Regions from separate parts of the Homo sapiens genome. Here all the other regions are linked to region 1. A link is a contact called in ENCODE Hi-C or POLR2A ChIA-PET data. All regions are on one chromosome and are shown on one strand. Each heading gives the region's core, a stretch centred on a gene start or an enhancer-like site at or near the end of the contact. The rest is flanking DNA. Distances are from core to core; before and after follow the strand shown. Region 1 holds the start of FAR1 (fatty acyl-CoA reductase 1). Region 2 holds the start of TEAD1 (TEA domain transcription factor 1). Region 3 holds the start of RRAS2 (RAS related 2). Region 4 overlaps RRAS2 (RAS related 2).

Region 1 (7,733 bases), core at 3,136-5,635:
AATCCAGCACTTCCATTTTGTCTTACTGAACTGAAACTCTAAGCCTGTTGCAAACCCATTAATGAGAGGAACTATAGAACCAATGTGTAGGAAGAAGGATATAAAGCCAAAAGAAGCAGTTAAAATGACACAATTCTATCAGTGGTTTGTTGGGTTTTTTTAAACCTTAAATTCATGTATTAAACTCTAAGAAAACAAGTGTTCAGGAAAACAAAGACTGTATCTCCACCATTCAGGGTGGGTTAGTAACTTGATCCTTCAGGTTAAGCAAATACCACCTTTCAGTACATACAGTTTCAGTTTCCATCAGTGACAATCCAGTCATTTCCAAGATAGGAACACACCTACCAAGGTGGCTCTTACCAAGTAGGGACTGAAATAAGACTATCTTCTCTCCTACCCCAAGTTCAGACTAGCCTACCCACATTTTCCTGAGTATTAGCTCATTTCAGTTGAATGCTTGTCCCCACTAATTATAAAAATAATGCTCACTTTTTTTTTTTTTTTTGAGACAGGGTCTCACTTTGTCACTTAGGCTGGAGTACAGCGGCATGATCAAGGTTCACTGCAGCCTCAACCTCCCAGGCTCCCATCTCAGCCCCCCAAGTAGCTGGGATTACAGGTGTGCACACCACCTTGCCCAACTAATTTTTTTTTTTTTTTTGGATAGAAAAGGGGTTTTGCCATGTTGCCCAGGCTGCTCTTGAACTCTTGAGCTCAGGCGGTCTGCCTGCTCATTTTTTTAAATTTGAAAAAACTAAAAAGTGCAAGCATTTTAAAGCATCCATGATCTTCCAGCCAAAGATTAAAACATTACAAGGGGTCATACCATCATCTTTCCTATGAATCTGACCATAACTGTGAAAATATTTAAATTTGTATAGAGTACCTGCCACTAAACACAATTAACTACCAGCCCAAACATTAATATCTTCATTCCAGCTTTCTTGTGACTAAATTCACATTACTTTTTTACTTACTTAACTCAATGGTTTCTTCTCAATCGTTCTGAGTCTCTCAGCTATATACTTTGTTGCTAACCACCACCTCTTTAAAACTCTATCCCAGGTTTCTCTAAACAGTGTATTCCTCAGTATCTACAGAAATCTCTCCAACTAATCTTTTTCTTTCTTCACTGGCTCTTCTTACATAAACTGACAATCTCTAGAAAATAGATGAGGTCTGACTTGAATTTTCTTGTCAATATTGAACACCCAGCACTTACTACAGTGCCTGGCATCAAGCAGATGCTCAATTAACATTTACTGACTGATTCTGCCAATCCTGACCTGTCCCCTCCTAGCTGTGTGACCTTGGGCAAGTTATATCTCTCTGAGTCTTATCTCCCTCATCTATAAAATACAGATAATCAGAAGATGAGATAATATTTGGAAGGTTCAAAACAGTGTCTGCCACAAAGTAGCACCCAATAAATTTTGCTATTATTATCAATATACTCTAGCACAGGACTCAAAAATGTTTCCAACTTATGATATATGGTTGACTGTTAAACCTACCTCTCAATAACCTTACTTTCACTTCATTCTCCTATAACTATCAAATATTTTATGCTCTTTCCTTTACTACCTATCTCCAATCCATTATCAACTGTTAATTTTCTCTCCTAACCAACATAAAAAATTATTTATCAGCTAAGCTGCAACATAGCCTTGGTTGATTTCCAAACCCCTAAATCTTCATTCGAATCTTCAATCATCCTTAAAAACCATTTTTAATTTGTCACTCTTGTCCACAGTTGCTTATACCAAGTACAAACTACTGGAATGTCATCCTCATGTCTTGTAATAACCCACATCCCAACTTCTAGTTCACATGATGGCTCAAAACTCACCTCTTTCAGGAAACCTTCCCTGATTCACTCCACGCCACTCAGATTACTTCTCTACTGCAAGTCGCCTCAGCACTTAGGTATTGTTATACTAAGGGCAAATGTGATCACAGTAAACAGCATCACTAAGAAATCGCTTTCACAAAATTGTTTCTAGATCATAAATAATGGTCCATTAGTTAAAATGCTTTGCTGATCTGGTTAACAAGCAAACATGTTACACAGCAAATGCTCTCTTTGGCTTCTGTCCTTGACTCTATAACTCTTCACAAACCTTTTGTCCTATCCTCAAACAGAAACTCTATCTCCCATTTAAATACACTGGAAATATGGTAGTGGGCCACCTTCTTTTCTACTACCTCTTCTCTGACCTCAGTCTCTGCCTCCAGCCTCTATCCACACCCCATAAATAAAAATTCCAAAAGCTTCAAATAGAATAGCAGTGATGCATACATACCATGTCTTTCCTGAGTGAAAAAAAAAAAAAAACCCTCAAGCTACTTAGCTACAAAATTCTTCACAAGGGTAATAAATTTCCCAACAAGCCTAATACATAATCAAACTCCAGAAAATTTATGTGGAATTTTTATGGATAAATTTATGGAATAATTTTGGCCGGCGCGGCAGCTAACGCCTGTAATCCCAGCACTTTGGGAGGCCGAGGCGGATGGATCTCTTGAAGTCAGGGGTTCGAGACCAGCCTGGCCAATATGGTGAAACCCCGCCTCTACTAAAAATACAAAAATTAGCCGGTGCGGTGGGGCATGTCTCTGTAGTCCCAACTACTCGAGAGGCTGAGGCAAGAGCTGATCACTTGAACCTGGGAGGTGGAGGTTGCAGCGAGCCAAGATCGCGTCACTGCACTCCAGCCTGGGCAACAAAGCGAGACACACACACACAAATTTATAAAATAAAAACAAAACAAAACAAAAATTATAAAATAATTTTATGGAAAATGTATGGAATAACAGGGCCTGGGTGGGGTGGCTCACCCCTGTAATCCCAAGCCTTTGAGAGGCCACGGTGGAAAGATCTCTTGGGCCGAGGAGTTTGAGGCTGGAACGAGCTATGATCTCGCCACTGCACTCCAGCCTGGGCGACAGCAAACCCTGTCTCTGTTTACTTTTTAAATTAATTTGAAAAAAATACATCAGGATTGTACTTATACGTTAATTCTCACTTGTATTACTGTAAGAGATCTTGCATCATTTTTATGCTATATTACACATGCCCAACATGACAGCTGAGAAACTCCCCTGGAGGGCAGATTTTCTGAGAGTATCTTCTGATGTTGTCTTTAAACCAACACTTTTTTTTTTAACATAAAGAATTAAGGGATTCCTGACTGCCATCTAGTCAAAAGCAAACAATATGTATGCCATTACTTCGGAGGGAGTGAGTTCTTGTGCTGCTGAGGCAAAACGAGATGAACTGTCACAGGGATGGCAGGAGGGGTGGAGTGTAGGAGGAGGATCAGCCCCAGTAGTGAGAATTAAAAACTCTTTTGAGTATTTGGCCCTCCACTAGCAGTAAATTAACCTTCAAACCTGACCAAGACACTACCTGAGACCCTCCACTCTCCGACACCGCAGAATCAGACAACTGTTCTTGCTCAACTACTCATAAAAGATTCACAGCCTTCACCTACCACACATAAATCTACCGCGTTTGCTGCTTGTATACTTTGTCCTAACAGACCAACTAATGCCTTCTAGTCCAATAGCCTCCCGTCCACACCTCACATAAAACCTTCTCAGCCACCTTCCGGTTTCAGTAGGTGCCTCTTACTCCAGATCCACGTGTCCCCAGTTCTCCAGAGACCTTCACCTTCAAAACCCAAGCCCGTCCCCCCTTCACTCCCAGCTGATCTCCACCCAGGCCCTATCAATCCTTACTTCTAATAGGCCAACCACACTCCCCGGCCCCGCGCCTTCTCCCTCAGCACCCTTTTCTGAGCATCACCTATTTCCCACCACTTTCTTCCTCCCCAGACCCGGAATCCTGCAATCACTAGGCCTCCCTTTGCCGCTACCCTCCCGCGAGCACGCGGAGCCCGCTGCTCGGCTAACCACCCCGCCCCACCTTCGCCACCTCTAGCGGCCTCCCACCCCAGGCGGCTCCCCGGGCTCCGCGGCTGCAAACCAGGCCCCACCGTACGTCCCCCACGCGGTCCCGGCCCTGTGAAGGGCGGCGGCGGGGCAAAGAGGGGCAGAGACCACCCGGGGTGAGGCGGGCGCCCTCACTTCTGGGCGTACCCGGGCGGGGGCGGGGGCGGGACGGCTGGTCGGCGCCCCCGCCTCGGCCAGGCCTGCAGCCCGAGCTCCCGCAACCACTTCCCGAGCCAGGCGAGGAGGAGCCCGCAGCCCGGCCGCTCCCGCTGGCGCACCCCCTTCTCACCTAGACGCAGAGGCTCAGGCCTCGCTCTCCCACTGGCCGTCCAGCAATAGCTGCGCCGCCGCCGCCGCCGCCGTCGCGCTCTCTTCACTCGCTTTTCCACCGCCCGCGACCGGCTGCTGAAGAGCGGACGGGCAGTGGCACGCCCATTGGCTGAGGCCCGCAGTCGCGTCAGCCGGCCCCGACCGCACCTCGCGACGTGACTGGCTGGAGCGGCGCCTCTTTTCGACATCCGCTTTTGATTGGCTCTCGCGCACACCCTTATCCGCAGGACCAGTCATCCTCCTCCCTGCTTTAGCCTCTCACCCCCAACCCGGTTTCCCTCCGGGCGGGAGTGGGGCGGGAGCGGACGCCCGCGGAACGCGAACGGCCAATGGGGGCGCGGAGAGAGGGCCGGGAGGTGGGCCCTGCGGCCGGGAGGCTCGCGGGGGAATGCTCAGCCAATGGGCCCGCGCCCCACATCTCGAGTCCTGGAGCGCCCCCGCCGGCTGCTGGCGTCCTGTCGGGTCGCGCCCAGGGCCACGCCCGGCTGTCCGTCGCGCGGGAGGGGCGCCAACTCCCAAGGTTGGGAGCACGCAGCGAGGCCCGCGCGGGAGACAGCGGGGCTGCCATTGTGGCGTGCTTAGCGCTATTATGGTGGGGCCCGGGGGCCCTCCGGCCATTGCTGGGCGTGAGGGATCCGTTCGGAGAACTACCAGCTTGGCGGGTGTGGCCCGGGTCGGTGAGAGCGAAGAGCTCTACGGACCCCTGGAGCCTCCACGGGTCTCGCCCAGTCCCAGGGGACTGTGGGCCCATTCATTCCACCTTCCACTTCCTCCAAAATAATTCCCTACAAAACTTACCGGTAGTGATAGGAGTTAGAATAACGTTTACTTCTGAGGGGTGGGGCACGAGGGAACCTATGGAAAGCTGGAAACATTGCGTCTTGATCCTGGTGGTCGTTCCGGGCTGTGTACACATGGAGGAATTCATCGAGCCGGACACTTAATAGTATTACCACATTCATACGGCTCATTTTTAAAAAATAATAAAAGGATCATGAGAATTCTGTAATAATATTACCACAATCTTTGGGCTCCGTGGGACTCCATTGTATAAACAGTCCGCATTAGGATTTAGCTGTCATTCAAAACATGCAAGCCATAGGAAGAAAAAAAAAGATTTGTGAGAAGCAAAAATGAGTGAACGCTCTTGGCACGGTGAATAGCATGCACAGGTTGGTATTTAGGGATGGATGGCTCAGAGTGATTTTTCTGTGGGGATTTAGAGCTTGTTTCAGTGCCTGGCCCTGTTAGTAGCTAAAAGCAGTCATAGTGCTGCATCCAGTTGGAAACTACAAAAGCTCACTGAACTGCCTACTTTGTGGCAGATGTTAAGTTCTGGCTCAGGAAACTAATTTGAATGCCATGGCTTCTGCCTCGATGAGCTCACAGTCTTGCAGCAAGTACTGTCATTTCTGGAGGAGGGCACAGAACACAAAGCTAACACACTTGCTTACCCTCAGGGATGTCGCATTCCGCTACTTTAGGCAAGACAGTGTATGCCTGGAACCCATCCAGTCCAATAGCCATAGTCATAAATAGCCAGGATCAGGTGAAACACTTCTTAGAAGTGGGTCAAAATATTCTCCCAAAACAAACGTAAGAACTATGGACCAAATTCTAATCTGTAAAAGAACACAAGCAACAAAACAAAGATTACAGTATTCATATTTATTAATTTAGTCATTAAGTTGTTTAAATCAGGTAAATGCCTTTATTTAAAGTGCTTGTCACTACACTAGGCATATAAACTTGGATATGACAGTATTCCACAGAACATAGGGTTTAATGGAGAGACAGACATAAACAATGCCAGTGTAATACAGGATGAGGGAATACCTAGAAAGAGGATGTAACCCAGCATGGGGGATTCAGGAGCATGTTAGAACATGTGTAGCTAAGTTAACCACTGCTAAGGTTTATCAGTATACTGATAGGGTAATATCACTATAGGAAATAGACACTATTTCCAGAAAATACTTCATAAACTTTTTGTTGTTTGTGCATATGTCTTAATTTTAAAAATTGATATAAGTACAAAAGCAAAGTAATGCTTAGTTCTGAGGAAAATATGATGTAATTATTAAGTAATCACTTAATAAATGATTCTCAAAAATAGCCGTACACTTGAGAGCACAAAGGGATCTCATTTGATTCAAGTCAATGTGTATGAAATGTGTGCCTCCGGCAGACCCCCACAAATGGACAGAGTGCTTTCTGGAGGAAGACTTTAAAAAACAATGGATCACTCTCCAAGATGGTACAATTTCATGGGTAAGGCATGTTGTATGACTCGAATCTTCCATAATATACTATCATTCTTAAATGAATTCAGAGAATTAATAAATCTACAAAAAGTGAGTAATAAAAGGCAGTGAAAGATTTTGCACCAGAGTTTAAACTAGAAAAATGTAATGACATCAATCATTCATTCATCTGCCTTTCCCATCTTTATTCAGCAAGATCCCTGAAAATTGGGCGCCATATATTGGTATCAACTGCATTATAATTTTATTCAAACATGAAACAACTCTACATCTTTTTGATCCATGCTATAGAAACAATATCTTTTAAATGAAGGTAAATTACACCAAGCCAAAAATGTACCATTATAGTTTCTAGCCTAAAGGGAGATACTATATATCATTGAGAAAATATATAGGAATAAAGACCAAAACGAATATGCTACCCTTAACGTGGTTGGCATATTGGCCATAACGTGGCTATTATGACTCTCAGAATTTCATAACATTTTTAGAAACAAAAAACAAGTTCAAGCATTTTTATGCAAATACTGCTCTGAGGAAACAGTTTTCTTCTGGCATGTGTCATTTTCTAACACTTTTTTTGTGGAAATGTCTTATTCAGTATAGTTCTGATGAAGTCTTCACTTTATCCTCACAGCAGCCCTATGCAAGTATTCATCTATTCATCTAAATTCTGTAGAAGACAAACTTGAGGCTCAGTGAGGCAAGTAACTTGTCTAAAGACACATAGCTGTTAGGTGGCAGAAGTAGGATTAAAATCTAGATAGATTTGATGGCAAGCCCCATTATCTTTCTACTTATGCTTCATTTGCCTCTTCCAAAACCAGACCAAGTCATTATGTCTTGTCATTATACATCTTTGTATCCCTCACAATAAGTAGTACAGAGTCTTTTTTTTGAGAAGGAGTCTCGTACTGTCGCCCAAGCTGGAGTGCAGTGGTGCAATCTCGGCTCCCTGCAAGCTCTGCCTCTCCGGTTCACGCCATTCTCCTGCCTCAGCCTCCCGAGTAGCTGGGACTACAGGTGCGCACCACCACACCCAGCTAATTTTTTTTTGTACTTTTAGTGAAGATGGGGTTTCACCATGTTGGCCAGGGTGGTCTCAATCTCTTGACCCTCTGATCTGCCCGCCTTGGCCTCCCAAAGTGCTGGGATTACAGGTGTGAGCCACCGTGCCCAGCC
Region 2 (7,733 bases), core at 2,095-4,594, 990 kb after region 1:
TCATTTCTTCAAAAGTCTATTTAATATTTGGGATCTACATGCTTTAAACTGTTCGTATTATATACTTTTCTGCTGAAAATGTAAGGACAAATATGATCTAAACACCGATGATAAAAGTATATTCTTCCCAAACGTTCCCGTTAAGAAATGCCCTCATAATTGTTGCTCTGTATTCTAAGAACCAACAAAACACAAAATTGTTTATAAACTGCTGAAGCTCAAGCAGGGAAAAAAACTCGAACATTTTTTTCCTTATGACTTATTTGTTCCTTTTTCTAAATAAAAGGGGACTCCAGTCTCCCAAGTGAGTATACTAATATATAATTCCTGCTGTATAAAGTAAGTGGGGGGAGAGAGGAAATGGGAAAGGGAGGAGGAAGCCGACTCCCCCCAGGCTGCCCTCCCAAACCCGCCCTTATGTGTAATTAGTTTGCTGCTGGGGCCTGGGCACACATTGTACCACAAGGCAAGGAAAAGCCTCTCAGTGAGAAATTCCTATCAGTCTGGCTCAAACTAAATTGGGATGTCCTCCCCCTTTAAATTAAATTTAATTAAGTATATGTCATGGTGAGTCCTGGTTTTTGTTTTGGGAAAAGAAAAGAAAAAAAACCCTCCAACCCTCCAATAATCTCTCTCAGGCATGTTCCCCGCAGTTCATTACTTTATAAAGGATCACACAGAGGAGGAATTTACAGATTCTTCCCTATAATTTTCTTTACCCATATTGTCAAAGCAAAGTGTCATACTGGTTTTGTTTCAAGCTCGTTTTTAAAAAAAAAAGTTCTAATATTCCCCTAAAACTGCAGATCAAATAATATTTACCATTAAAGTAAAAATAAAATAGTCTACCTTGGCATTTTGATACCATCAGCAAGAACCCGTAATGGATATAGCTTATCATCAGTTCATTTTTTATACCAACAATAAATAAAAGAATTGTTAACTGTTTAAAACCTGAAACCTGAGAGTTCAACATAGAGTTGCACAAAGAAACACTAAAGAAAAATATCTGTGACCATTTATGGAAACAGTGAGATTAGAAAAATAAGCCTTTCCCCAAAAATTCAACAATTCAAAACCTCACTACTGACAAAAGGTTCAACGAATCCATTTGTCTTTCCTGAGTCACTTTGTAATTAGTTCTACTATTTCCTTCTAAAGAGGAAAAGATTCCTAAGGAAGTTGGATTTAAGTCTAGTCCTTGTAAGCATTCAGATATGCTTGGACCCGAAGACCCTGCTGTTTACAGAAGCGGGGCACAAACCCAACAGTGAAAGGGTGAAGCACCGGGCGTAGCCTGAAGACTGTTCCCCAATCTGTGCCTCAGAGAAGCCCCTATCCGTAGAAGACCAGCAAGATTCACTGCAGCCTGCAGAGAAAGGAGCCCACTCCCGGCTGTGACTACACAGTGGATCACATCTCCCTGAAGGGAGGGATATGTCTACTCAGGTAACCATTGCAGGCAACCAGCGCACCCCAAGCCATCAGACCACCTGAACTTCCAAAAACAACCAAGGTGGAAAGCGGGGAGAAAGAAATCTGTGGTTGTTGTGAACTGATAAGGTTCTGCTCCTTTGCAATACGTGTAGTGTTTTTAGTATTTCTTTTTACTATTTTGAAATGTGGCAGGCTTAACAGACCTTTCTATCCCAAGACCTGGGCTCCTTCCAACGCACTGTTTTTAAACATGGCCTTTTTACATTCCCTGCTCCTGGAACATCATCTGTCTCTAAGTTTCCAGGGCTCACTGAGGTCAATTTTCATTTCTGCAAATCACAGGAAGCCACTTGCTTCTAAGAAGTTAACAAGCCTCCTGAGAAACGCTGGTGGCTGGTATTTCATTGTTTCATAAATATTTTTATATAGTGACACTATCCAACTTTAAATAAATCTTTTAAAAAAGGCAATTTAAAAGCAAAGAAAATTCTGATCTGGATTTCATTTATTTTCATGAGAGGGGAGGTGTGAGTCCTCATTGTTTTCGACTCATTAAAAATATTGCTTTGATTTTTTAAAAATACAAAAGTTATTTTTTTAAAAAGAAGAAAAGTCACAGAAGTTAAACTTTCTTTAAAGCGGGACTCTGGACTTTTGAAAACAAGTGTTGCTGTTACGAACAAAGACTAGAAGTGTACCCAGATTTTCTCCCCCCCGGGGATCATTTCTCTTCCAATCAACAAACAAATCCCCCAGTATTTCCTACCGAAAGGGAAGGGAAGTTTTCCAGGGAGAGTCTCCTCCTGGGTTTGGTGGTAACTGCGACTCAGTCTTTTTTGGACACAATGTTTCTGCTGACTCCTGAAAATTTTCCACTTGAATGTGCAATGAAGCGGCGGCGGCAGCGGCAGCAACAGTCCTGGAGAAGCGGCAAAGACGACCGTGCCCTTTTTCATCTTTGAGAAGAAGGAGCGAACCCCCCGCCAGCGGCACAAGTCTGCGCAGACCCGGGCCGGCCTCGGGGGTACCCGGCGCCGGGGGGCGGCGGCGAAAGCAGGGGGGTGCAGGCCGGCTCCGGGCTCCGAGGCGGCGGCTCTGCCCGCCCGCGCTCGCTCCGAACTTCTGGCTCCCCAGCGCACCCCGTCCAAGGCGCCCGAGGGTGTGTGCGTGTGTGCGCGTGCAGGCGGCGGGAGAGGGGGCGCGCGGGGGGCGCGGCGCGGCCGGCCGGGGGCCGCCTGTTGCCGCGCGGGCTCCCAGCGCGCGGCCCAACTTGGCGTCCTGGCAAGTCGCGCGGCGGCGCCCGGCCGCTCACCTCGGAGGGGGCGCGGGGAGGCGGGTGTGGGGGCCCGGCCGCGGCCCTCCGCGTGCCCGCCCGCCGTCGCACACAAAGCAGAGCCCGCAAAGAAAGAGCGGCCCGCGAGGGACGCGCCGCCGGCCCCCCGCTGCCCCGTGCGCCCCCCGCACCCCAGCATCCGCCCCGCGCGCCAACTTACCTCGGCCCAGGGAGCCACCGCAGCGCCCGGCGAGTCCGAGGCAAACTTCGGCGCCGCTTCCCCCGCCCTCTGCTCGGTGCCCGGCTCCCTCCCCGGCTCCCGGTCCCTGGGCCCGGCCACCCCACCCCTGCCTAGCACCGCTCCTGCCCCGGGGCCGGCTGGCGCGCTGGGCTGCTGCCCGCGCTCCGGGCAAAGGTGGAGGGGTGGGGGGGCGTCACTGCATGGCCTGTGCCTGGACGCGGCCGCCCCGGGCCCGGGCCCCGCCGCGCGGAATGGCCCGCAGGGTGGAAGCGAGTCTGCAAAGTGCTTGGTGGGCGCCCGCGGCGGGCGGCGGGGCCGCGGCGGCGGCAGCAGAGGCTCGGCTCGGCTCAGGCGGCGCGGCGCGGCGCGAGCGATGCTAAGAATGTTCGGAATGAGGACAGGAATGAAATGAACGCCAGGACCGAACTCGCTCCGGAGGGGTGGGGCCTCGGTGACGTCATGCGGCCTGCCGCCCGGGGCTGGAGGCGGGGCCTGCCGCCGCCGGTGACGTCATGGGGAATCGGGGCGGACCGGCGCGGCTGCTTCGCCGTTGGGGCGCGGGCTTTCGGCAGCTGGGCGGAGTCTCGCGCCCACGGGGGAGCGTGGCTCGCGCGGGAGCCGCCCTCCGTCTCCCGGCGCGGGCTCCGGGCTTTGTCCCGAGCCGGGGCGGGGCGGGGCGGGGCGGACGGGAGCTGCGCGGCTTGGAAGTCCCTGCGCTCGCGCGAAGAACTCTGGAAGCCTGGGTTTCTTCCAGGGGGCAGGCGCCGAGGCGGGAGTTGCGCGCGACGCGCCTACCGTGCCTCAGTTTCCCTAGTCCGGGACGCGGAAGCGCGGGTGACTGCGTTGAGTGCTCCCGGACTCGCGGAAGTCTGCAAGTGTAGGGTAGAGAAGTTGCCTTTCTGGTGATGCAGATTGTTGCTCTCGAGCGCGGTGGACGCCGTCTCCGGGCCAGATTCCCAGCCTGCCATTTCTTCTCTTCCCTTTCACTTTTATAAAAGTTCACAGCTCTCACTCAAGTCGAAATCTGTCTTACGGTTGGGAAAGGAAAACCTTTAGCTTAGCAAAGAAGGATAATTACAGAGTTCGTAATAAACCTGCCCTGCTAGCAAGGTCTTCTCCAAGTCAGTTAAAAAACTAAGTTCACTCATCTCTGCCGGTTGTACTTTTCAAAAGTAACTTCCTAAACTTTGAAATGCTGCATCCGGCGACTTTAAGTTAGCCCTTTCATTATTGAGAAACTTCATTTCATTATTAAAGGAATCATTTTAACCCTGCCATTGGAGGTAGTGACGCAAAAGTGACATAGACGCAGTCGGTAAATCAGAAAACGGGTAAAATCGACCCACTGGGGACAGAACCGTCTAAAGTTTCGGGTGATTGTTATAATTATTTAACAAACTGCAAAGCAGTTCCCGCACAGTGGACCTCATTCGTTCTAGGCACTTGGCTCTCTTTTCCAGCTGAGGCCTCAGGATTAAATAACAACATATTTTGTGCCCGAGGAATCCCTATATCCCTATATATGGGTAACTGAGGAGACTAGACTGTGACTGAGTGCAACACATTTCTACAAAACATAACTTTTACTAATACATTGTTTTCCTTTTTTTTAATTTTTTTTTTATTTTATTTTTGGAGACAGGATCTTGCTCTGTCACCTAGGCTAGAATGCAATGGTGCGATCTGGGCTCGCTGCAGCCTCGACTCCCTGGAATCAAGCCATCCTCCCTTTTCAGCCTCCCGAATAGCTGGAACTACAGGCACGCACCACCACGCCTAGCTAATTTCTAAAATTTTTTTGTAGAGATGCAGTTTCACCATGCTGCCCAGGCTGGTCTCAGACGCCCGGGCTCAAGCTGTCCTCCTGCCTCGGCTTCCTGAAGTGCTGGAATTACAAAAGTGAGCCACTGCACCCAGTCTTATTAATACATTTTTAATTTCAACTCTTGAAGTAATCGGAGTAACAGGCAGTTGTAAAAAATAATAATAAATCGTTTGTTCACTTTGCCCAGTTCTCCCCACTGGTAATGTCTTCCAAAACTCTAATACAGTATCACAATTGGGATATTGACATTGATACGATCCACCCATCTTATTCAGATTTCCTCAGTCTTACTTGTACGTATTCGTACGTGCCTGTGTTTAGGTCTATGCAATTTCCTGACTTGTGTAGGTACCACCACAGTCAAGTACAAGTGCATTTTATTTCTAATTCATAGGCAATGATAAGGTAATACAGTGAGGTTCACAATAATGAACCCAACCACCTTGGCACTGGTTTTTGGAAATGTGTTAGAAAACACATAATTAATTTGGCATTAAAACTGTACTAGGCATATCTCTCTCCAAATGTCATCTTCTAAAAGCACCAGATAAATTTCGATGGCAGTGCCAACCAGTTAGTAGGGTTTCTAAACCACTATTTGTTGGCCCAGTATACCTGGGCACCTTTCAGACTAGTTCCTGTCTTATAGCCACTTTGCAATACAATATCTCCCTCATTCCAGACTGAATTAAGGAAAAATTCCTTGGCCTGGAATCCAAAGTTCTTTATGACATGAGTGACTTTTTGACCAGTATTTTCTCCAACTTCTCCCGTGTGTAAATTTTTTGAGACTCACCTTAAAAACCTCTTCCTCCGGGAAGACTGCTAAACTAAATATTTCCTCTCTAGGACCCTTGAAGCTCCTTGCTCCAGATATGCTTCTTGTATTCTGTTAGTTACCAGCATATGTGTGTTATTGGTGTTATATTGGTGTTATATGGTGATGCCTACCTATCTGAGCCCCTGGAAAGTGGTCTGGGTCTCATGCAGCTAAGTATGCCCTGCCCAGGACATACAAATGGGAAGTGACTCTCATTGTCATCTCTCCACTCTTCCAAATGCTTTCACTCTCCTCAGCCACCTTGATCAATGCATAGGACCAGTGCATGGATTTAGGGCCCCAGCACCTAAGGGCAGGAACATTAAGTGCAACCCGCTAAAATGGCAGCAGATACCATATACTGCGTCCATGCTTAGCACTTGGCATTTTACATTTGCCATCTCAATTAGTTCTCACAGAACCTGTGTAAAGTAGTAATTAGTACCCCCAGTTTACACAAGGGAAAAACTGAGATGTTAGGGAGGCTATATAACTTGTCCATGGTCACATAGTCAGAACCTGAATTCCTTCCGACTCATGTTTATAACCTGTATTCATAACCCCTGACCTCTACTGTCACCAAAGCTGAAATGAATATAAATCAAAGCAGTGGAATGCCAGGCACTGATCTAAGTACTTTCCAGATATTACCTCATTTGATCCCCACAGCCACCCTATGAGGTGGTTACTATTATTAGTCTTATTTTATAGATGAACGAGCCGAGGACCGGAGAGATGAAATAACTCGATCAGGGTCATATATTTAGTAAGTGCAAAGCAAAAATTCAAACCCGGGCAGTCCAGCTCCAGATTTCATGCCCTTAGCCTCCCACTGTATTGTATTAGCTGCTCCCACTTAGCTATTGTATTAGCTGCCCACTGCAATGAAGGCAGAAGATCAACGTCCACAGGGGTGACTTACCTGGAGATGTAACAATCATGTATATCACTAATGATACAAAAGGGTTCATTTCCCCCCACCAGTTCTTACCAAGAAAGAAGCTGAAACAGTGGTCTACTGAGTGGTAACAAATCATGCTGAGACAAACTCTTGAGTCAGCCTGAAGCTAGGAAGGAGAGCCAGAGCCAATGGGTTAGAATTGACCCTAAAGTTGTACCTGGCTCCAGAAGATATTGCTTTGGAAGACAAGGAGAGATGTATTAATAAGGATGATACTAGTTACCTCTTTTCTTTTTTTTTTTTTTTTTTGAGACAGTCTCTCTCTGTCACCCAGGCTGGAGTGCAGTGGCGCCATCTAGGCTCACTGCAAGCTCCGCCTCCCAGGTTTACTTATGCCATTCTCCTGCCTCAGCCTCCCGAGCAGCCTGGACTACAGGCGCCTGCCACCATGCCCGGCTAATTTTTTATATTTTTAGTAAAGATGGAGTTTCACCGTGTTAGCCAGGATGGTCTCGATTTCCTGACCTCGTGGTCCACCCGCCTCGGCCTCCCAAAGTGCTGGGATTACAGGCGCAGGCCACTGCACCCGGCAGAAGTCCCACTCTTAATAATACACCAAAGAGAGACTCAGATGCATATGCACCAGGACACATGTGCAAGAATATTCACTGGACATTTTTGTAATAACCCCAAACAAGAAACAACTGCAATGTCCACTAGTGCCAGAAAGGATAAATGAATTGTGATGTAATCATACAATGGAATACTATACAGTGATGAAAATGAATGAACAACAGCTACATGCAATGACATGGGTGAATCCTTAAAATATACTGAGTAAAACGAATATGAAATAATCCATATAGTACAATTGTTTTTATATAAAGATTAAAAACAAGGAAAATTTAACAGCATTGTTAAAGATACATATTTAGAAAGAAGAAAAAAATTCAATAGAAGAACAAGAAGAATGGCCAACAAATCTGGGGTAGTGGTCATCACTACAGGGAGGGTGTTGTGATGAAGAAGGAAAACACAGGAAGGAGGCTTCTGAACTGCTGGCAATGTTTATTTTTGCCTGGTTGCATCATGAATGCTCACTGTGATTCATGAAGCTATGTATTTATTTTAAACACGCTTTTCTACTATTGTATTAATATTTCACAATTTTGGGAGGGGGAGACAAGGTCTCACTGTGTCAACCAGGATGAAGTGCAGTGGCGCCATCTTGGCTCA
Region 3 (7,733 bases), core at 3,238-5,737, 690 kb before region 1:
CCTCCCAGGTAGCTAGGATTACAGGCACACACCACCATGCCCAGCTAATTTTTTTGTACTTTTAGTAGAGACAGGGTTTCGCCATGTTGGCCAGGCTGGTCTTGAACTCCTGACCTCAGGTGATCCACCTGCCTCGGCCTCCCAAAGTGCTGGGATTACAAGCGTGAGCCACTGCGCCCGGCCATCACTTTAGATATTTAATATACAAATTCAGATTCTAAGTCCGTGTCCTCAGAGGTTCTCATTTAGCAGGTCTGGGGAGGAGCCCAGTTTCTTCATTTTAAAAGACACTACAGGCTGCCTTTTATGTTTGAATAGGAAAAAAATAAATAAATAAAATACACTACAGGGGATTTGGAAGCACATCCTTCGTGGAGAACATTGTCATAGTAGGATTTGCAAGCTCTTAAAGCCCACTAAAGCCAGGCAGGTAACAAATGGGTGGTGTGTGATAGAAGAGTGCTGGTGACCCTGATGAACAGGAGGATCTTAAGTTTTCTAAAACGCAGTCAGTATTTAGCTTTAGCTAGTTGTTGCCAGATAACGCCAGTCCAGTGTTGCTAGATATTCCACTTAATTTTTCCAAGAAGAGTTAGAAATACTGATTTATTTGTGACATACCCTATTTTTAAATATCGGCAACCAATTCAAAATTTACACAAAAAATTTGAATTGTAGGCCAAAACATATGCGCTGGCTAGATCTGGCTCTGAATCTGCCTGTTGAAATCTCTTGACAACACTTTAGCCAAACAAAAGCTTGATTTAAGTCAAAATGATGCAGTCAACAGCTCTCTTGACTGGCAGCATCACACTGCTTCTGCGATGTGAGGCTCTCCGGGGTTCTGGATAACACCCAGCTTGGCATGGAGCAAAGTGCTCTGAGCAGGGGAGTCAGGAGACCTGTTTCCTAATCCCTGCTAACAACTTGCTAGGTGACATTGGGAAAGAAATTCTCTCCCTTGTCACAGGATTTCTTTCTATAAAGTAAGGGGGATGATCTCTATTGTTCTTTCCAAGGTTCTAGATCATTCTTTTTCATGAAAATGTATGTACTTATTATCTGTCAGCTACTTGAAAAGGAAACTTTTCAGATTAAGTTGAAAATTCACCTTTAATTGGCTTGAGTGACAACTAGTTCTTCCTCTCCCATATTCTCCTGTGTCTTCAGTGATTTGTGTTTGCATGGAAGTTTCTTTCTGCTGTATGCTTTTGGGGGTATTTTCTAAGGGAAAGAGCTCATTTTGGCATAGAAAGTCTGGGCGGGGTTGAGCATATGGACTTCTCATTTGCTGAATACTACGTTTGAGTCAAATAAAAAAAATAAAGGAATAGAGTTAATATAGGGAACATTCTGAAGTATAAAGCCACTTCCTTGAACTTCACAGTTCAAATGAAACCTTGCAATTGAATCTTTTTTCCTTGTAGCTTCACTGAGACATAATACAGACACAATAAAATTCACCCATATAAAGCATACAATCCAATGTTTTTAGTATATTTACAGAGTTGTGCAATCAACACCACTATCTAATTTCAAAACATTTTCAACTCCTCAAAAAGAAACTCAATACCTACTATTGGTTGCTGTAATCCTGCAACCACAAATCTGCTTCCTGTATCTATAGATTTGCCTATTCTGGACCTTTTATATAAATGGAATTATATAATATGTGGTCTTTTGTGTCTGTCTTCTTTCATTTAGCATAATGTTTTCAAGGTTTATCCATGCTGTAGCATGTATCAGGACTTCATTCCTTTTTATTGCCAAATAATATTCTATTGCGTGGCTATACGACATTTTTTTGTTTATCCACTCATCAGCTGAGGGACAACTGAGTTGTTTCCACTTTTTGGCTATTATATATAACATTCACAAACAAGTTTTCATGTGAATATATGTCTTCATTTCTCTCAGGTACAGATAAGTAGGGGTGTAATTGTCAGGTTGTTGGTAACTCTACATTTAATCTTTTGAGGAACTGACACATACAGTTTTCCAAAGCAGTGGCATCATTTAACACACCTACCAGCAGTGTATGAGGGCTCCAGTTTCTTCACATCTTTGTCAACACTTACCTGTCTTTTTAATTTTAGTCATCCTCGTGTGTGTGAAGCAGTATTTCGATGTACTTTTTTTTGAGACAGGGTCTCGCTCTGTTGCCCAGGCTGGAGTGCGGTGGCCCCGAGCTCGGCTCACTGAAACCTCCGCCTCCCAGGTTCCAGCGATCCTCCTGCCTTGGCCTCCCAAAGTGCAGGGAATACAGACATGAGCCACAACAATTTTGTTTTGCTTATGATTTTGTGGGTCAAGTATTCAATAAGGGTCGGGAGTGATGGCTCATGCCTGTAATCCCAGTACATTTTTTTTTTTTGAGACGGCTCTGTCGCCCAGGCGGGAGTGCAGTGGTGTGATCTCGTGATCTCACGATCTTGGCTCACTGTAACTTCCGCTTCCAGCGTTCAAGCAATTCTCCCACCTCAGCCTCCGGAGTGGCTGGGACTATAGGCGTGTACCACGCCCAGCTAATTTTTGTAATTTTTTGTAGAGACGGGTTTTGGCATGTTGGCCAGGCTGGTCTGGAACTCCTGGGCTCAAGCGAGCAATCCGCCTCCCTCGGCCTCCCGAAGTGTTGGGATTACAGGCGTGAGCCACTACAATTTTATTTTGCTCATGATTTTGTGGGTCAAATATTCAAGAAGGGCCGGGAGTGATGGTTCATGCCTGTAATCCCAGCACTTTTTTTTTTTTTTTTTGAGCCCGCATTGTCGCCCAGGCGTGGGTGCAGTGGCGTGAACTTGGCTCACTGTCACTTCCGCGTCCCAGGCTCAAGTGATCCTCCCACCTCAGCCTCCGGAGTAGCGGAGAGTACAAGTGCACGCCACCACTCCGGACTAATTTTTGTATTTTTAGTAGAGATGCGTTTAGCCATGTTGGCCAGGTTGGTCTGGAACTCCTGGGCTCAAGCGATCCGCCCGCCTTGGCCTTCCAAAGTGCTGGGATTACAGGCATGAGCCATTGCGCCCAGCCATCCCAGCACTTTGGGAGTTCGAGACTAGCCTGGGTAACATAGAGAGACCTTGTCTCTTAAAAAAAAAAAAATTACCTGATCTTGATGGCATGTGCCTGTAGTCCCAGCTGCTAGGGAGGCTGAGGTGGAAGGATCACTTGAGTCCAGAAGTTGGAGGTTGCAGTGGGCCATGATTGTGCCACTACACTTCAGCCTGGGTGACAGAGGGATCTTGTCTCAAAAAAGAAAAAAAAAAGATTTTTAAAAAAGGAATTCAGGATGGGCTGGCCTGGATGGGTATTTTTGCTTGGGGTCTCTCACGCAGTTGCATTCAGATGCTAACAGGGGATGCCGTCATTGGAAGGCTCGATTAGGCTGAGTGTCCAAGATGTCTCACTTAGATGGCTGGCAGGTGATGCTGGTGATCTGGTGGGAGCTCAGTGGGACTTTTTTTTTTTTTTTTTAAATGGCATGTTGCTCCTGGCCATCAATCAGACTTCGACTGGCATGCCTACATGTAGCCTCTTTAGCATGGCAGTCTTATGATAGTCAAACTTCTGACTTTGTTCCTCCCGGAGTGAGAATACCAAGAGAACAGCTGCATGGCCTCTTCTGATCTAGCCTGGGAAATTAGGCAGCATCTCTTCTGCTGCATTCTACTGGTTCCAAATGAGTTACCAAGTGAAGTCCAAGAACTTGCAGTCATGTTCCAAGATTGCTGTAAATGCTTCCTGTGTAGCAGCACTGTTTTATGTGCTCATTTAATTCTTATTAAAAACCCCATGAGGCCGGGTGCAGTGACTCACACCTGTAATTCCAGCACTTTGGGAGGCCGAGGCGGGAGGATTGCTTGAGGCCAGGAGTTCAACCCCTCGCACTCACACTCCTCATATCCAATTACTGCACATTTGTCACACATAAACATAGCCACTATGACACTGTACTGACACATACAAAATCTGTCACATTCCGTCTTGCCCATGCAAGCTCAATCACTGACTTATTCTCCATGCTCAGCCACTGTCCCATTCTTCACACTGTCACAACCACCAGCCCATCACACACTCAATTACTGTGACACAGCTCTAATCCTCAATCACTGTCACATACTGTTTTTCACACAAATATGGTCACCATCTGTACTCTTAAAGCAGGGTATGTACTCTCCTATAAAATTGAGTTAATATGCCAACAGCCCTATTTTTCGCACACGCCGTCACATATTGTATTTTTCATCCACACAATCCCTTACATAGACAATTAGGGTGACACACTCTTTCTGCCTTCGTCCCACTCCCAACTGACACCCACTCCCACACTCTCACGCACTCGCTCACTGGCTAGGGATTAGAGCGGTGTGTCCGTGGGGGTCTGAAGCCCGGGTTACCTCCCGAACCTCAGCCCCAAGCGGCGCGGCCCCGCCCCTCCCCGCCCCCTCATGCATATGCAGCACCTCAGCCTGGCAGCCCGGCCCCCAGACGGCCATTTGTGGCGGCGCTGGAGGCTGCGTTCGGCAGGCGCTGCGGAGACGCGTAGAGGAGCGCGCCCCCCGGCCGCTGCCGCCCCTGGCCCGTGCCGTCACCCCGCTTCTCCGCGCCTCGGGCGGTACCCAGCCAGTCCCCAGCGCCGCGCTACCGCGCTGACCGGCCCTCCAGACGCCTCCCGGTACCCGGGACCCCAGCCCGGCCGCTCGCCCGCAGCCCGCCGGCCGCACACGTCCCCGGAGCCGGGCCTAGGGCGGGCGGCAGCGGCGGCTCGGCGCAGTCAGGCTGGGCTCTGTAGCGTCCCCATGGCCGCGGCCGGCTGGCGGGACGGCTCCGGCCAGGAGAAGTACCGGCTCGTGGTGGTCGGCGGGGGCGGCGTGGGCAAGTCGGCGCTCACCATCCAGTTCATCCAGGTACCTGGAGCGGGCCTGCCCGGGGCGCCGGAGCGGCGGCGGGCGGGGGCTGGCGCTACCTGTGGCGGGGCGGCCGCCGCGACCTCGCCCCAGAGGCGCCTCGCGGGCCCGGGCCGGGGCCAGGGGGCGGGAGGGCGCGGGGCCGACTACGCTCCTGCCCTGCGGCCGCAGCGTCGCGCTCCTGCCTCCTCCCGGGCGCGGCGTCGCGGGAGTAGGGCTTCTCAGGAATGTGGTCGGGAGGGCGGAGCTGGAAGGGTGGGAAGCACCGATCCACCTTATTGCTCTGGCCGAGGCCAGAGACCTCCGGGAGAGGCTGGGCCACCGAGCCGGGCTTTACTGCTCCGAGGGTCCGGGCGTGGGGCTGGAGCTGGAGCCCCGCGCGCTGCTTTTCCAGCCGCCTGCGGCCGCGCCTTCACCGTCGGGGCGATAGCGGTGGCAACTTGGCCGCGGCTCCGCGTGGTCTCCGGGCTTCCCCGCGCCGCCTGAGCCGGAGCTGCCCGCTTCAAGTACTGTGTATTTCTTTGTGTGTGTGTTACGCTCTTTTTATAAGTACTCTCTTAGGTAATATGTCCGGGTGGGAGTGTGTGATAATGCCCCGGGGAAATGGTGGCTTCTAGGAAGTTAAAAATGTTCTCTGATGGGGTGAGACCATTTCCTAGGAATTCCTGATGCCGTCCTGCTTCTCGCCGTGCCTAGGTGAAGTTTGGGATGGGCCGGGCTAGGATATGACCGAGTCGTGCGTTCTGTTTTCTAACCACCCTCTCCCCTACCCCCAGCCCTCTCTGGTTGCTAGAGACGGTAAGTCAGGGGTTTGTGGTAAAGAAAAGGGAGGTGGTATTCTTCCTTCTTAGAATTTGCTCTTGGGGAGAGGTTTGAGTAGTCTTTTTTGGGATTTTTAAAACACAAAGCCCCGATGTCTTTCTGCTTTTGTCAACCTAAAAGGTGTGGCATATGCTGGGAGAGAACGAAGGTACCCTGTTATAACAGGAAACAAGGATATTTTTCACAGTATCTAGAGTATGAACGGTGAAATATTTTTGTCTGGTTTCCTTTTCACCCATTTGTCATTAATTGGGATACCTGAATAGCTTATTTCACTTAGTGTTTATAGTGACATTAAAATATTGAGTACTGTAACAAATGTGATTGTCACCTTTCACATTGAGTAAATGAGCAATAATTGCTGCTATAATATTCCCTGGATTACTGCTGCTAAAACCTTTGAATCCAGGAAGAAAGGATGTTTTATGTAATGAGCATTTACAGTATGCTTATTAGTGGGTTAAAAAAATCACTGAGTAAGGGGTGAGATTGGTTTAAGTTTAGCAGGCTACAGAATCAGGGATGCTGTCAGGTTGCTATTTCCCTAGGGCGCAGAGAGATTGTACGTATCTAATGGCAAAGCAAAACAATTTATAGCTAACCCTTTGGGGACTAGTCTGATGGCTGAGGGAGGGTGGGGGTGAGGGGATAAGTGGAGGAGAAGTCTAGGAGTGGGAGAATAATCTTGGGTTACAATATTGGTAGTGTTATTTAAAAGATTTGAACCACAAATATTTACGTTTTTTTGAGGAAGGGGCCATCTGAATTATTTGAGCCCATGTTAATTAATTAAGGTGTTGGGCCTTTTTGTTTTGGGGAAGTAATGGTATTAAACCATTAAGAAAGCGGTAATTGGGCCTGGCGTCGTGGCTCACACCTGTAATCCCAGCACTTTGGGAGGCCGAGGCGGGTGAATCACGAGGTCAGGAGTTCCAGACCAGCCTGGCCAATATAGTGAAACCCCGTCTCTACTAAAAATACAAAAATTAGCCGGGCATGGTGGCGCGCGCCTGTAGTCCCAGCTACTCTGGAGGCTGAGGCAGTAGAATCGCTTGAACCCGGGAGGCGGAGATTGTAGTGAGCCGAGATTGTGCCTGGGCAACAGAGCGAGACTCTGCCTCAAAAAAAAAAAAAAAAAAGCATTAATTGCCGTTTTCCTAATAATTTATAGAATCATTTGTTGAAGAAATACCTCCACTGTGAATAGTATAGTACCTGGATGCTCTAGATGATATTAAAGAAGTAAAGGAAGCAGGTATGTATGAGGAAGACATATGTGTACATAAAGAGTATGAACCTTGAGTCTTACAGACTTGAGCATGTGTGTCTTTTAAAGCTCTGTCATTTATCGGCTGTGAGAACATGGCCAAAATACTCAGCCTCTCTGAGCCTCAGTTTTCTCGCCAGTAAAATGGGTCTGATTACACATTCTTTATAACTTTTATGACAAAGATGGTAGCATTGTATCCAGCATGTTGTATGTGCTCAGTAATGGTAGGTGTTATCAGTGTTTATGCCTACAGTTCTGTAACATGTTTAAATGCAAAGGGAATTCAGACTCAGAGAAGTCTGTGGAAAAAATTGATGAAAGCATTATGTAGGCTTGGTGGTGGGGAGAATGGAAATGTCATATGTGGGAGTCATATGCTAGTTTGGAGAGAGGAGGTGGCAAGTGGGGAAGTGGGATTGATAGTTGATTTGGGACCTGTGATCTGGTCTCTGCAAAAAGGAGCCTTTTTGGAGAGACAGGAACCCGACCACCTGGATGCAGTCTCAGCTCTACCACTTGCTGCATGTGTAATTTTAGGCAGGTTACTTAACTTCTCTGTACCTTAGTTTTCCCCATCTGTAAACTGGGGAAATATGGTGGACCACATATAGCTGTGAAATTAAATGAGTTAACATGTCAAGGGCTTAGAACAGTGTCTAGTACAGTCTGTAGTAAAGCTGCATACATTTTTATATTAATTTTAGATTATGGAGCTAAAGCGATTTTTTTATATT
Region 4 (7,733 bases), core at 2,931-5,430, 650 kb before region 1:
TATTTGACTTAAGCTTTCTAATAGCTTTATACAGAAGTGGTATTTTTTTTTGCTGTTTATTTTTTCGACAGGTTGAGGGGACTATGTAGACTTTTATATCCAAATACCTTGCTGAATTCTAATTCCAATAATTATTATGTATATTGTTTCCTGTGCAGATAATCATATCAAATATATTCTTAAAAATTTGTATACCACTTTATTTTCTTATTAAATTAACTAGGACCTCCAATGTAATGTTGAATAAATATGGTAATAGTAGACATACATACTTGTTCTTGATTTTAATGAGTTTCACTGTAAAAAGTGTTGTTTGCTATAGTTTTTTTTTTTTTAAGACAAATGTGACATTTTCTTATCCTTTTTCCATATCTCTTATAGTGTTTTTCTTTAGTCTGTTCATATGGTGAATTATATTTATAATTTTAAAAAAGTCTATATATTCTGTTCCTGAATTTCTGGGACATATTGGTCATAATGTATATTTTTATATACTGTTGGATTCTGGATTCTGTTTGTTAATATTTTGCATATGGACTCTTTTCATGTATGTTTATTAGTGAAATTGGCCTGTAATTTTCATTTTTTAATAATGTTCTTGTCTGGTTTTGGTATCCAGATTATACTGGCCTCATAAAATGACTTGGGGGGTGTATTTCCTCCTTTTCTATTCTCTGGAAGAATTTGTGTGATACTGGATTTACTTGTTTCCTGAAAGTTTGGTAGACCTTGCTTTTACAACTTTTAGACCTAGTTTGTGTGTGTGCCGGTGGGGGGAAGAGGGGGAAGTTTATTTTATTTTTTCTTCCTTTATTAGTCATAGTGCTGTTCAGGCTTTCTGATTATCCTTTTTTTTTTGAGACAGGGTCTCGCTCTGTCACCCAGGTCGGAGTGCAGTGGTGTGATCTCACTTTGCTGCACCATCCACCTCCCAGGCTCAAGCAATCCTCCTACCTTAGCCTTCCAAGCTGTTGGGACTATAGGCGCATGCCGCTATGCTTGGCCTAGTTTTTTTGTTGTTGTTTTGTTTTTGTAGAGATGAAGTCTCACTATGTTGCCCAGGTTGATCTCAAACTCCTGGGCTTAAGTGATCCTCTCATCTCAGCCTCCCAAAGTGTTGGCATTACAGGTGTGAGCCACTGTACCCAGCCTTCTAATTATTCTTGAATCAATTTTGAGTTTGTATTTTTCTAGGCGTATGTCCATTTTGTCTGTGCTTCATATTTATTGCATAAAGTTGTTCATAGTATTCTCTTTTAAATGTCTCCTCTAGCTGTAGTTATGTTCACTATAGTCTGTCCTTTAGTTCTCCTTAGCAGTGTTTGAAGAGATACGCTTTTTAGTCCATCTATTGAATTTTTACCATTAGGTTATATTTTTTATTTCCATAAGTTCTGTGTGTTTCCTCTTAAGATCTTAGTGGTCATTCTTTAACTTTTTATTTTTTAAATTCACATTTGTCTTGATTGGATTGATGGTCATTTTTTATAGCCTCTTGCTCACTTGTTTGTGATTTCATTTATTTTTAACATTTAATCCGGAATCTTGATGGGTATGGCTGATAAAATTTTAACAATGGTTGTTATGTACTTCCCTAATAAGTTCAAGATAAATTAGACTGTGACTACTTTAACACATAGATATAGATCTGGATTGCTGTATTTAGCCAATAACATACGTATTACAGAGGAATTACTTGTTGGATGATTAAGGTTTTCTTAGGTAAATAATTTGGAAAAAATGTTATTTGTGGGAAATATAGGAAGAAAGAAATTAAACATCAAGGAAGAGAAGCAGGAAATGTTGCTAGCTGTGTCTTCCTAGATGGAATGTGTTTGTATAGCATTTGATATTTCTTTGTGTTTTTTTTTTTGAGACAGAGTCTCCTCACATTGTCACCCAGGCTGGAGTGCAGTGACGCTGTCTCAGCTCACTGCAGTCTCAACCTCCTGCACTCAAGTGATCCTCGTAGTTTAGCCTCCCAAGTAGATGGGACTACAGGTGTGCACCACCATGCTGGGCTCATTTTTTTTTTTTTTGTATTTTTGGTAGAGATGGGGTTTCACCATGTTGCCCAGGCTGGTCTCAAATTCCTGAGTCCAAGTGACACACCTGCCCCTGCCTCCCAAAGTGCTAGGATTACAGGTGTGAGCCACTGTGCCCAGCATATTTGATATTTCCTGATAGCAGTTATCACCTATTTTGTTGGGTATATTTGTCTTGACAGTTAGATTGTGATCTCTTTTGGGGCAAACACTTTTATTGGTGGTGTTTTGTTTTTTATACAGTGTCTAGCATAGTAACTGTTAAATAGTATATAGTCAATAGATTTATTATAGCTAGGTAGATGGGATTTTAAAAGTACTAAACAAAGTTCAATTGTAGTTAATTATAATGAACTAATCATTGTCATATGATTACAGTACGAGGAATTATACCAGAAGCCACTAATAACTAGATCTGGATTAAATATACCTTTTAAATGCATTATTGGGTTCAAAAAAACCAAACACATTTTCAAATGTTGTCTTCACCTCACTCAAACAAGGGTGAGCTTAAATGGAAGCAGGGGAGCATTTAGTGATAAAAACACAGAACAGGCAAAATTTCAGAAATGGGTCAGACTTTCAATTAGAGACTGAATTTTCAGCCAGCAACAAGCCAGGGATAGTGGAAAGGGAGCTAAATCTGGTATTTCCTTTATTAAGAAGGATCCATCCAACCTGGCTAGAAGTGATCATAGGTAGGCTAAAGTGGTCTTAATAGGTAAACAGCTTCCCTGCTCTCCCCACTCCCACTTGCTCCTGGATGATCAAACACAAAACACAAGACATGGCAAAAATAATAACAAATGTAGCCCCCAACCCCCAACCCCTATACAAGAACTTCAGAAGTTTTGACAATTTTTGATCATTCTTTTAAGTGAGTATAAAGAATGAGGGACTTTCGTGCCATCCTTGTAGAGTTAGTTCCCTTCCCTGTCCCACCACCATTTCACCAAGGGAAATTTATTGAGAACACCTAAAATTTGCTGTTGACTAGTCATGTTAGGGGAAGGAGGAATGGTATAGACATAAGATTTTAAAATATTGACGTGCGTCGTGTGTTTACTTATTTGCAATCTTTTTTTTTTTTTTGAGATGGAGTCTTGGTCTGTTGTCTAGGGTGGAGTGCACTGGCCGATCTCGGCTCACTGCAACCTCTGCCTCCCAGGTTCAAGTGATTCTCCTGCCTCAGCCTCCCAAGTAGCTGGGATTACAGGCGCCTGCCACCACACCCAGCTAATTGTTGTATTTTTAGTAGAGACGGGGTTTACCATGTTGGCCAGGCTGGTCTCGAACTCCTGACCTCAGGAGATCAGCCCACCTCAGCCTCCCAAAGTGCTGGGATTATAGGCGTGAGCCACTATGCCCAGCCATTTGCAACCATTTTTTTAAATTGTTGTGTTAAGTTACTATAAAAATTAACATTTTTATAGTTTTCCCACATTTTACTGCATACTACTTTATATGACTTTATGATTGTTAGGTTCTTAAACAATGAATTTTGACTTAAGTTCTTTTATATTTTTATTTTTACCAATCCATCCTATTTAAAATAAATTAATAGTATGTTTAATATCTTTCAGAAAAGTTCTTTCCCTGTGCTTTAATTTTAACCAGTTTTAGCTAATGTTTTTGCACAACCTTTTCTAAAAGCAACAAATAATTGATTAAGGGGAATCTGGGCTAAGCTGAAGCTTAACTCTGAAAGCTGTGTTAATGAGTTTCCATAGGAAAAACTGTCTACTGCTTTTATTTTGTTTATAGATTGAAATTAGCTAAATGAAAGAATAAGTAAATGAGAGCTGCTTAAATTAAGACATCCATTAAAATTTTTTGTCTTGATTACTTTCCCGTCTCAGAGTCAATTGATCTGGCTTTTGGTACTGAGCACATGACTCTAGACAAGCATGCAGTCATTCTAGGCATACTGCTATTTGAAAAAACAGCTTTAAAAAGATGTTAGAACCTGGGAAAAAATATCTTGCTCTCTTGTGGTTTCACAGGATGCCAAAGGTTTAGTTGCTTGTATGTTTCACTCAATTGCTTTCTGTTCAATGAATAAAATCAGCACCGTGCATTAGAACTTTGCAGACTCACTGCAAAGGAAATAGCAGGAGGTAAAGTGACCTCAAATGAATGTGGCTTTTTTTGTGGGGTGCGGTGGGTGGGCAGTGCTACAACTTAATAAACAAATTGAGTTTTGCAGGAAGAAAACCTTTAACCCATCTTTATACTCTCTCATGGTGACATTTTTCTTCTGCTATCATTCCCATTCTTTAAACATTTTTACAATGATTAGTTCATTTTAAACATGTAACATAGCTACAGTTGAGTTGTTTAGTTGTTTTATAACGTATATGTTTTTCGAGTCCATCAGTAAACTGGAATTATAATCTTATTTTTGTTGTTTTGATCACACAACTTTTCTGCGCTCTGAAAAATACAACTGATACTTACTTCTCTTCACCAAAAGTCTTTTAGGTAGGTTTATCACCTTTTATCAGTTGAGTGAGTAAGATATTTTGAAAATATTTTACAGGGGAAGTAGCAGAAATTCTCCATCATGTATGGTAAACTTGCAGTTATCTGTGCTCTTAGAAGACAGAGGGAACCGGCCGGGCGCGGTGGCTCACGCCTGTAATCCCAGCACTTTGGGAGGCTGAGGCGGGTGGATCATGAGGTCAGGAGATCGAGACCATCCTGGCTAACAAGGTGAAACCCCGTCTCTACTAAAAATACAAAAAATTAGCCGGGCGCGGTGGCGGGCGCCTGTAGTCCCAGCTACTCGGGAGGCTGAGGCAGGAGAATGGCGTGAACCCGGGAAGTGGAGCTTGCACTGAGCCGAGATTGCGCCACTGCAGTCCGCAGTCCGGCCTGGGCGACAGAGCGAGACTCCGTCTCAAAAAAAAAAAAAAAAAAAAAAAAGACAGAGGGAACCTGAATAGTTAATATAATTTTTATTGTAGTACAGGTTTTACTCACATACCTTGGGAAAAGCTTCTTTTCCTGCTTGGCATTATTGCCAAATGTCAGGATTGACGGAGGTGTATGGGGAGATGGATTTGAGAAAATCTGGACATGTTACTCCATGAATCTAGAGAAAGCAGGGGCAATACATTTATTTTTGTTTTCTGAAGGTAGCTCTCATTGTAATGATGTAATTTGGGGCACAGAATTGAGCCAGACTGCTGGGAATCAATTTCTGCTCCATGCTTACTAGCCTCGTGACTGGGCAAGTTACTTAAAGTCTTTCCTCACCTGTATGATGGAGACGATAATAAGACCACCTACTTCATGGACTGTGAGGTTTCAATGAATTAATATGGTAAAGCACTTAGTGCCTGACACATAGTAAATGATAGCTGTATTGTTGCCAAGTCAGTAAGTGTGAGTCAAAGTATACAGATATGTTTCCCTGAAGGAATTTGAAGTTTAATACTTAAGTTTTGTAAAAGTCTGATTTATATTTACTTTTCAATAGTCCAAAGTGGGGACTGAAAGAATGTACAAAATGTCCGTGTTTGGGTTATCTTTCCTAAACACTCTGCCTTCCTCAGGAAACATTTCTTCTGTCTCAGCTGTTCCACTGCCCTGCTGAGCTGGAATGACTACAGCACTGGGAGACACAGGTAGTGCTGCACCTGGCTGGGCTCAGGAGCCTTCCTGTGAGAGAAGGGTTTTGCTTTTCTTATCAGGATGGTTAATTGAATAGGTGCCATCTCATCCCTGGGCACTCAAGGTTTTTTTTTTTGTTTGTTTGTTTGTTTTGAGACAGATTCTCTCTCTGTCACCCAGGCTGGAGTGCAGTGGCATGGTCTCAGCTCACTGCAACCTCTGCCTCTCAGGTTCAAGTGATTATCCTGCCTCAGCCTCCCAAGTAGCTAGTACTACAGGCATGCGCAACTACGCCCTGCTAATTTTTGTGCTTTTAGTAGGTAGAGATGGGGCTTTTCCATGTTGGCCAGACTGGTCTTGAACCCCTGACTTCAGGTGATCCACCCGCTTTGGCCTCCCAAAGTGCTGGGATTACAGATATGAGCCACCACGCCCGGCTGCACTCAAGTATTAAAAGAAGTGAACATCCATATAGGATTTATTAGGATAGTTACTCATTTGACAGGTATTTCTCTAGGGTTTACACATAGAAAAGCCTTCAGGATTTTGCGAAGACAGGGTTTCCTTTTCCTGTATAAAGGACAGCTTTAGTCCTAACAGTGAGGGGAAATATCATGAAAATGATTCCTTTATTCTTCCTGCTCCGTTTGAAAATGACCTGATTCTCTTTTAGAAATGTGGCTTATTTTACAGTTGTCCTCTTCATACATTTATTTACTTATTTAGAGACATTCTCTCACTCTGTTGCCCAGACTGGAGGGCAGTGGTGCAATCGTAGCTCACCTCAGCCTTGCACTCCTGGGCTGAATTGATCCTCCAGCCTTGGCTTCCTGACTTGCTGAGATTACAGGTATGAGCCACTGTGCTCAGCTCCCCTTTGTACATTTAGAGTTTGCAATGATTTGTTTTGTAGGGAAAGATCAAGAGGAAAAACTAGTAAGTTCATTCATCATCTGCTTCTTGTTGATAGAGGCTACGTTTCTTAAAAGTAATTACCTTTGAATTTTGTTTCCCAAATAATTTAGTGAAATGTCAATATGAATTCATCTTGCCTTTTAAGATTTTATTTTATTTTGGGATGGAGTTTCGCTTTTGTTGCCCAGGCTGGAGTGCAATGGCACGGTCTTGGCTCACTACAACCTCTGCCTTCCGGGTTCAAGCGATTCTCCTGCCTCAGCCTCCTGAGTAGCTGAGATTACAGGCACCCACCACCACACCTGGCTAATTTTTGTATTTTTAGTAAAGATGGGGTTTCACCATGTTGGCCAGGCTGGTCTTGAACTCCTGACCTCAGGTGATCCACCTGCCTCAGCCTCCCAAAGTGCTGGGATTACAGGTGTGAGCCACCATGCCCGGCCTAAGATTTTATTAATACAGATATTCTGCATCTTTACAGGTCTGTCTTGCATTTTGCAAACACGTCTGTTCTTGGTAAGGTGTATACGTTTTGAATTCTCTTCTTCCATAACTTGGATGATTGAGAATCTGTGGAACTCCACCCAACACCTATAAGGGTAGCAGTGTTAAATGGCAGTACATTAACATCTATGCCTCCATAGTACCTTTTTCTAAATTTACTCTTACCACACAGAAACTATAGTATCTCCTTCATTCTAAGGCACACATTAAAAAATTTCTTATTTTAACACCTCTGTAATTAGGTGCATTTTCTAATTGATGTCATCCTCCTGTCAACAAAAGGTGGTTATTTGTTCTCTTGTCTTGCCTCCTACTTGACTATAAGTAGACTCCTTGAAGGCAGGAACTGATAGTCATTTATTTTTGTTATTTCCAATGTCTCATTTGCAGTAGAACCCAAAGTTTGGTGAATTACAATGTAACAATTTTCGGGATATCTTAATAAGTGTTAGTTGAAATGAGAGTTTCATTAGGACACTGTTTTTGGATTGTTTTGAAACAGGGTCTTATTTTGTCACCCAGGCTAAGTGCAGTGGTGCGATCATAGCTCACTGCAGCCTTGACCTCCTGGGCTTAAGCAATCCTCCTGCTTCAACCTCCCAATTAGCTAGGACTACAGAGGTGTACCACCGTGCCTGGCTTTATTTATTTATT

What was found. A loop is a pair of places that touch in the nucleus more often than their neighbours do. ChIA-PET counts read pairs that join two places held with the same protein, here RNA polymerase II (POLR2A). Pooled maps may share reads with other maps.
Region 2: a loop to region 1 is called in a pooled map, with 17 times the contacts of the local background. The contact joins the promoter of TEAD1 here to the promoter of FAR1 in region 1. A Hi-C loop is called at or near these places in 13 of 50 pooled maps.
Region 3: a map of CD4-positive, alpha-beta T cell shows a loop between it and region 1 (7-fold over the local background). The contact joins the promoter of RRAS2 here to the promoter of FAR1 in region 1. A Hi-C loop is called at or near these places in 5 of 168 maps with a recorded cell type or tissue (CD4-positive, alpha-beta T cell, CD8-positive, alpha-beta T cell and naive thymus-derived CD4-positive, alpha-beta T cell), 3 of 37 single-sample maps with no recorded cell type and 13 of 50 pooled maps.
Region 4: a loop to region 1 is called in a pooled map, with 3 times the contacts of the local background. The contact joins the enhancer-like site here to the promoter of FAR1 in region 1. A Hi-C loop is called at or near these places in 1 of 37 single-sample maps with no recorded cell type and 5 of 50 pooled maps. POLR2A ChIA-PET finds 5 or more read pairs at or near these places in 2 of 52 experiments (GM12878 and activated CD8-positive, alpha-beta T cell).

Annotation. Positions count from the first base shown.
Region 1 is chr11:13,665,320-13,673,052 of GRCh38, reverse strand. It overlaps FAR1 (fatty acyl-CoA reductase 1), which reads right to left and starts at 4,385. Exons shown (of 12, transcript NM_032228.6): 1 at 4,247-4,385. RefSeq lists an enhancer at 3,826-3,875 and silencers at 3,956-4,235, 4,346-4,835.
Region 2 is chr11:12,670,032-12,677,764 of GRCh38, reverse strand. It overlaps TEAD1 (TEA domain transcription factor 1), which reads right to left and starts at 3,344. Exons shown (of 13, transcript NM_021961.6): 1 at 2,931-3,344; 2 at 2,204-2,356. RefSeq lists enhancers at 126-705, 889-1,702, 1,703-2,517 and a silencer at 3,353-3,652.
Region 3 is chr11:14,355,937-14,363,669 of GRCh38, reverse strand. It overlaps RRAS2 (RAS related 2), which reads left to right and starts at 4,487. Exons shown (of 6, transcript NM_012250.6): 1 at 4,487-4,907. The coding sequence starts at 4,800. RefSeq lists silencers at 4,388-4,887, 4,958-5,157, 5,198-5,317 and an enhancer at 5,558-5,657.
Region 4 is chr11:14,316,583-14,324,315 of GRCh38, reverse strand. The region is part of intron 1 of RRAS2 (RAS related 2); the gene reads left to right. Among named protein-coding and RNA genes, the nearest start is that of RRAS2, 39 kb to the left of the region's middle. RefSeq lists an enhancer at 927-1,006. Within about 2 kb of position 4,180, at least 2 of the 41 ENCODE cell types and tissues checked have a DNase peak (open chromatin) inside an H3K27ac peak, as active enhancers do; they include GM12878, where a contact is called at or near this core.